Linked DNA regions of Homo sapiens: regions 1 and 3 are each linked to region 2. Evidence: read pairs that join two places in POLR2A ChIA-PET (ENCODE). Cell type or tissue: OCI-LY7. All regions are shown on one strand. Region 1 has its middle 32 kb from the start of OR4B1. Region 2 has its middle 32 kb from the start of NUP160. Region 3 overlaps AGBL2 (AGBL carboxypeptidase 2).

Evidence for each region. Peaks named below come from ENCODE experiments on the same cell type or tissue, not always from the same donor. Only the 100,000 strongest peaks of a DNase experiment are listed, where the experiment ranks them.
Region 1: POLR2A ChIA-PET joins it to region 2 with 5 read pairs; 2 of 35 experiments call an interaction of 5 or more read pairs at or near these places.
Region 3: POLR2A ChIA-PET joins it to region 2 with 5 read pairs; 3 of 35 experiments call an interaction of 5 or more read pairs at or near these places.

What each region holds. Positions count from the first base shown.
Region 1 is chr11:48,183,988-48,186,487 of GRCh38, reverse strand. No RefSeq gene overlaps it. Among named protein-coding and RNA genes, the nearest start is that of OR4B1, 32 kb to the left of the region's middle. In OCI-LY7, a CTCF peak has its summit at 1,861 (motif pointing left); no DNase peak of the experiment used is centred here.
Region 2 is chr11:47,879,107-47,881,606 of GRCh38, reverse strand. No RefSeq gene overlaps it. Among named protein-coding and RNA genes, the nearest start is that of NUP160, 32 kb to the right of the region's middle. RefSeq lists an enhancer at 2,122-2,291. In OCI-LY7, no CTCF peak of the experiment used is centred here; a DNase peak (open chromatin) is centred at 1,536.
Region 3 is chr11:47,685,631-47,688,130 of GRCh38, reverse strand. It overlaps AGBL2 (AGBL carboxypeptidase 2), which reads left to right. Exons shown (of 19, transcript NM_024783.4): 11 at 2,082-2,238. Among named protein-coding and RNA genes, the nearest start is that of AGBL2, 28 kb to the left of the region's middle. In OCI-LY7, no CTCF peak of the experiment used is centred here; no DNase peak of the experiment used is centred here.

The DNA.
Region 1 (2,500 bases), 300 kb before region 2:
AACCACAATGAGATACCATCTCACACCAGTTAGAATGGCGATCGTTAAAAAGTCAGGAAACAACAGGTGCTCGAGAGGATGTGGAGAAACAGGAACACTTTTACATTGTTGGTGGGACTGTAAACTAGTTCAACCATTGTGGAAGTCAGTGTGGTGATTCCTCAGGGATCTAGAACTAGAAATACCATTTGACCCAGCCATCCCATTACTGGGTATATACCCAAAGGATTATAAATCATGCTGCTATAAAGACACATGCACACGTATGTTTATTGTGGCATTATTCACAATAGCAAAGACTTGGAACCAACCCAAATGTCCAACAATGATAGACTGGATTAAGAAAATGTGGCACATATACACCATGGAATACTATGCAGCCATAAAAATTGATGAGTTCATGTCCTTTGTAGGGACATGGATGAAATTGGAAATCATCATTCTCAGTAAACTATCGCAAGAACAAAAAACCAAACACCGCATATTCTCACTCATAGGTGGGAATTGAACAATGAGAACACATGGACATGGGAAGCGGAACTTCACACTCTGGGGACTGTGGTGGGGTGGGGGGAGGGGGGAGGGATAGCATTGGGAGATATACCTAATGCCAGATGACGAGTTAGTGGGTGCAGCGCACCAGCATGGCACATGTATACATATGTAACTAACCTGCACATTGTGCACATGTACCCTAAAACTTAAAGTACAATAATAATAAATAAATAAATAAATAAAAAGAAATGGAAACACTGAAAAAAAAAGAAAGAAAATATATCACAAAGCAAAAAAAAAAATGATGATGTGTTCATGTCCTTTGTAGTGACGTGGATGAAGCTGGAAACCATCATTCTCAGCAAACTATTGCAAGGACAGAAAACCAAACACCACATGTTCTCAGTCATAGATGGGAATTGAACAATGAGAACACATGGACACAGGAAGGGGAACATCACACACCGGGGACTGTTGTGGGGTGGGGAGAGGGGGAAGGGATAGCATTAGGAGATATACCTAATGCTAAATGACGAGTTGATGGGTGCAGCACACCAGTATGGCACATGTATACATAAGTAACAAACCTGCACATTGTGCACATGTACCATAAAACTTAGAGTATAATAATAATAAAATTTAAAAAAAGAAAAAAAGATGATAAACTCTTACTTAATCTATTCAGAATTGGGAGGGCATGGAAGAAAAAGATCTAGCTATGTTATTAGAGATTCTTTATAGATGCACATTTTCCCCCACAAAGGACAGCTTCGCAGGACCATTTCAAAACAAGCCAAAGAAACATGTTTTGGAAAATATTTTGGCTTTGTTCTTTGTCACGTAATGTTATGCCAGAGTCAAATTGGAAAGTAAGTCATAATCTATAGGGTTAAATAAAATCCGTCTGATGAGAATTTGTGGTTTGTAGGGCATCACTCCCCAGACCCCTTAGAAAGGAATTTGGGCGAGATAAAAAAAAAAAAAAAAAATCAGAGTTTAGTCCACATTATTCAGCCACAGGTATTTCTTTATAGTAACAAAAATGGTCAAAGACAGCCTGTAAGTTAATAACTGGGGCAGAGACCACTAATTGTCCACCAAAGGTCACTATCCCCCTCATTTAGGCACGCAGCTAGACAACATTGCTGGCCACTAATGCAGTCAGGAGTGCAGGTAAATAAGTTCTCTCCAATAGAACATAAGAAGTGATGTGAGCCACATGCAGGCCTGACCATAAAAGCTTTATGTGCACACACTCCAAGCCCTTCCTCTTCCACTGCCTGGGTGCAGATAATGCAGAGGCCTTAGTTGATATTCCTGAATGACAAGAGCCACCCACCAACCTGACACTACTCAGCACTGCCACCTGATGTTGATTAAGCCCTTGGAGTTTTCTGGACCATCTGCTGCCATGACCTATCCTAATGTAAAAAACTGAGTTGTTTAGCTTTCTAGCAGGACAACTTGGCCTCCTTCTTGAAAATGTAATGTGCATTCCAGTGAGCCAGCAATTGTCCTGGTTACCTCTCCTAAAGTAATATTGCAAATGGCCCAAGAGTGATGTATACAAAGACACTGTAGCATTGCTTATCATATAAAACATTATTTGCAATGTACCCAAAAAAGGTCTACCTAAACACAGTAGAATATTGCTTATTTGGAAGATATAGGAGATGAGAGAATAATGAAGACAGGCCAGGCGCGGTAGCTCACACCGGTAATCCCAGCATTTTGAGAGGCCGAGGTTGGCGGATCTCTTGATCCGCCAGGTTTAAGACCAGCCTGGCCAATATGGTGAAACCCTGTCTCTACTAAAACTACAAAAATTAGCTGGGCTTGGTGGCACATTCTTGTAATCGCAGCTACCCAGGAGGCTGAGGCAGGAGGATCGCTTGAACCCAGGAGGCAGAGGTTGCAGTGAGCCAAGATTGTGCCACTCAACTCCAGCCTGGGCAACAGAGTGAGACTCCATCTCAAAAAAAAAAAAAAGAAGAAAGACAAAATA
Region 2 (2,500 bases):
AACCCTTTTGGGGGGCACAAAAGGCCATGACAAGTTAACAAGCATAAGCAGGTGGAATGAAATAATGATCCGATTTGGGTTTCAGGAAAATTACTTCTAGCAGTTGTTTTGGAAGATGGATCAAGAGGGTAAGAGATGAGAGAGAGGCCACTCCCGGGCCTGACCACGCCACACACAGACTGGTGGGGCAAATTCCCCAAGCTCTTGTGCCATTCCCAGGCCACTGGGTATAAAAGGAAAAGGAAGGGATGTGGGCATTTGCTGACGCCCAGAGCCGGGTCTGCTCCCTTTGTGCTACTTGCCCAAGAGGGCGTATTTTTGGGAAGGGGTGTGTTCTGAAAGTAAGGAGGAAGTCGCCACCCCATTGGAAAGAATCTGCCACCCTGCCTTCCAGCTGAAATATCAGATAGTCTGTTCTTCTCTGGGCCAGCAGAGAACTGGAATGTCCAAGGATTTTTTTTGTTGTTGTTGTTTTCTTTTTTTTTTCTTTCCTTCTTTTTGAAAGACTGCATGAAAGAACATGATGTTTTAGGTTCACAAAGGGAAAAAAGATAAGGGAAAAGTGGCAAGTTAGAAAGCCCATTGTGTATGTTATCTCTGTTATTTTAGAATAAAAAAATAAGTATGGCAGACTGGGATCACAGTTCATGCCAGCCTGGTCCAAAATTGTTGCTTTTATCCTTTTCCCTTGGTGTTCCATTTTGGCAGAGGGTTTTCCTCAGGAGCTTTCTGGTACTCAGAACCACACTGCCTGGCTAAGGAAGAGACTGGGAGGCCCCAGGGCAGCTTTAGCTCTTAGGGGCAGACACACATTAGCTAAGCTCATAAACCCGATTGGATGAAACTGGAATGCCAATTTATTTAACAGTAGACTTTGTTTTTTTGTTTGTTTGTTTGTTTGTTTTGTTTTGTTTTTTGAGACAGACTCTTGCTGTGTCACCCAGGCTGGAGTAGAGTGGTGGCACAATCTTGGCTCACTGCAACCTCTGCCTCCTGGGTTCCAGCTATTCTCATGCCTCAGCCTCCCTTATAGCTGGGATTACAGGTGTGCACCATCACACTTGGCTAATTTTTGTATTTTTAGTAGAGACAGGGTTTCACCATGTTGGCCAGGCTGGTCTTGAACTCCTGACCTCAAGTGATCCACCTGCCTCAGCCTCCCAAAGTGCTGGGATTACAGTTATAACAGTAGACTTTGAACTGTAGACTTTGGCTAGCTGAGCTGGAGCTCAGACATTTAATGTAGCCAAATTCTCCAGTAAATAATCATAATGATGAAAGTAATAATAAGAGCTAACATTTACTGGGCACCTAATATGTGCTAGTCACTATGTTAAACACTTACATGAATTTTTTTCACTTAAACTGAAGTAGGTACTTTTGTTATCCTCATTTACAGATGAGAAAATTGCAACACAAGGAAGGTAAGTAATTTGCCCAAGGTCATATGTCAACTCCCCATCTAGCCCTTGAACTGGAAGTGAAACTCTGTGAACAGAAAGTTGACAGAAAACTTGGATGAGAGACTTTGTGGGGGCACAAGCAGAGCTGCTCTGGAGTACAAACAGAGCAGATGACATTCTCCCCACTTCCTCTCCCCAAGGCAGGTGGTTTTAGAAGGCTGGAGAGATGGCCTGGGCACACACTTCGGTGTCCCCACATTGAGTCCCTTCAACTTTGGCCACCATGAGGCTCCATCAGCTGGCTTCATGGGCCAGGGACCTAGACCAGTGGAAGCTGAAACTGAAGAGGAGAGTGAGGTAGACTGACAGGCTGGTTTGAGAATGTGTGTGAGGTTGTGTGTGTGTATACATGTGTGTCTGGAGGTGGGGAGGATACAGAAGTTATTTGGGAGTACTGTGGGAACGCTGGTGGTAGATGCTAAATTCGTTCTTGAGCATGTAGCCAGTGTCATTTGATCACACATAACTGACTGCCATTTGCATATTCCAGTTCTTGAAGCCAAATGACGGAGGTGACACTCAATGAGAAGGAACTGCCATGGGGACCCTGAGTGCCCATGTCACCAGAACCAGGGCATTGCTCCCTGAAGGTGGAGGCACAGGGGACACCAAATCGTAATCCGTCAAGTGTCACTTCCTCCAAGACGCCCCCTCTGATCCCTCCTCCCTTCCCCTCTTTCGGTGTTGTCTTACTATAACACACTCCCTTCACCCTCCACCACTCTCTCAGAGAACTCATCGAAAGTGGAGCTGAATCATTGTTTGTCAAACCTGTCTCTCCTCTGCTGGACTGTCAGCTCCATGAGGTCAGGAACCACTTCTGTCGGTTCTCTGCTCTAACCTTGGCACTTCACACAAAGTGAGAGCATAGCAAACCTTCAATAAACAATATTTCTTGGCTGGGCACTGTGGCTCACACCTGTAATCCCAGCTCTTCGGGAGGCTGAGGCAGGAGGATTATTTGAGACCAGCCTGGGAAACATAGAGAGACCCTGTCTCTACAAAAAAAAAAAAATAGATTAAAAAAAAAAATTAGG
Region 3 (2,500 bases), 190 kb after region 2:
TGCATTGCTATAAAGAAATATCTGGCCAGGCGTGGTGGCTCATGTCTGTAATCCCAGCACTTTGGGAGGCTGAAGCAGGCAGATCACTTGAGGTCAGGAGTTTGAGACCTGCCTAGCCAACATGGTGAAACCCCGTCTCTACTAAAAATACAAAAATTAGCCTGGCATGGTGGTGCACGCCTGTAATCCCAGCTACTCAGGAGGCTGAAGCACTAGAATTGCTTGAACCTGGGAGGCAGAGGTTGCAGTGAGCCGAGATCACGCCACTGCACTCCAGCCTAGGTGACAGAGTGAGACTGTGTCTTAACAAAAAAAAAAAAAAAGAAAGAAAGAAAAGAAAAAAGAAAGAAAGAAATACCTTAGACTGGGTAATTTATAAAGAAAAGAGGTTTAATTGGCTCATAGTTCTGCAGCTTTACAAGAAGCATGGTGCTAGCATCTGCTCAACTTCTAGGGAGCCCTCAGGAAGCGTACAATCATGGCAGAAGGCAAAGAGGGAGCAGGCACATCATATGGCGAAAGCAGGAGTAGGAGAGAGAGAATAAGTGTAGGGGAGGTGCCACACTTTTTTTTTTTTGAGACGGAGTTCATTTTTTTTTTTCAATTTCACATACATTTATTGAATATTTACTGTGTGCCAGGCACTGTGCTAGCAGCCAAACTAAATATTCTTTAGTTTCAATGAATAATTGATAACGGGAATGTTTTTCCATCATTTCTAGTATAAGTGGGGTTCTTTTTCATTTTTAGTAGAGAGCTATATTTTTGTAGGACAAAACATATAATACTGTCCCCTCTGTTGATATTAAGTCAAATATTTTATCTGTTCAGTCAAAGCCCAGTTCTGGTGTTAATGGGCCTGGATTTAATTAATTAAAGGATTAACTTACTGTATCATTACCTGTGTGCACCAGGCACCCTTCTGAATTGCAGACAGCATGTAGGAAGATCTAACTAAACTTTATTTTTTTTTATTATTTATTTATTTATTTTTTTATTATTATTATACTTTAAGTTTCAGGGTACATGTGCACAATGTGCAGCTTAGTTACATATGTATACATGTGCCATGCTGGTGTGCTGCACCCATTAAGTCATCATTTAGCATTAGGTATATCTCCTAATGCTATCCCTCCCCCCTCCCCCCACCATTTTTTTTTTTTTTTTTTTTGAGATAGAGTTTCACTCTTGATGCCCAGGCTAGAATGCAATGGCGCAATCTCGGTTTACTGCAACCTCCACCTCCTGTGTTCAAGTGATTCTCCTGCCTCAGCCTGCCAAGTAGCTGGCATTACAGGTATGCACCACAACACCTAGCTAATTTTGTATTTTTAGTAGAGATGGGGTTCACCAGGTTGGTCAGGCTGGTCTCGAACTCCTAACCTCAGGTGATCCACCCACCTCAGCCTACCAAAGTGCTGGGATTATAGGCATGAGCCACCGTGCCCGGCCAGTGTCACACATTTTTAAACAACCAGATCTTGTGCAAAGTCAGAGTGAGAGCTCATGTATCACCAGGGGATGGCCCAAGCCACTCATGAGGGATCCACCCCCACTATCCAAATACCTCTCGCTAGACGCCACCTCCAACACTAGGGATTATATCTCAACCTGAGATTTGGGCAGAGACAAATACCCAAACTCTATCACCCTGCCTCTACAAAAAAAAAAAAAAAAAAAAAACCAGAAACAAAAATAGCTGGGTGTATTGGTGTGTGCCTGTAGTCCCAACTACTTAGGAGGCTGAGGTGGGCGGATGACTTGAGCCCAGGAGGTCAAGGCTACAGTGAGCCATGGTCAGGCCACTACACTCCAGCCTGAGCAACAGGGCAAGACCCTGTCTCAAAAAAGAAAAAAAGAAATTTTCCATTTCAAGTCCTTCTGACTGGCAAGGCAAGCTGATGACATGTTTTCTGCAGTGGCTGAGAATGGAGATAGGGTCCATTGAAGGCCAATGGAGTTGAGATTTTCTTAGGAGGGAAAGTATTAACAGCTGTATTTAAGGAAGAGATACCAAATGATCCTTAATTATTTGTATGCATTTGGGTGTCCACTGAGTCCTTTGTTTGCCCCCTCAATAGACTTCTTGAAGAAAGAGAGGTTCTGTTGTATTGTGATTTCCATGGCCACAGTCGTAAGAATAATATCTTCCTGTATGGCTGTAATAACAACAATCGCAAATACTGGCTTCATGAACGAGTCTTTCCTTTAATGTTATGCAAAAATGCACCAGATAAGGTAAGCACATAATGTAATTTTCTCTCCATTGAGTTAGGGACATGGGAACTCACTGCTTCCTATATGTAGTGTTTTATTTGGCATTTTGTATCTCTTTTTATTATCTTTGGTAAATCCGAGCAACCTAGACTTCAAGAATTTAGAAAAGCGTGGTTTTAAGAATTGCTGTGGGGCCAGGCACAGTGGCTCACACCTGTAATCCCAGCACTTTGGGGGGCCAAGGCAAGCAGATTACCTGAGGTCAGGAGTTCGAGACCAGCCT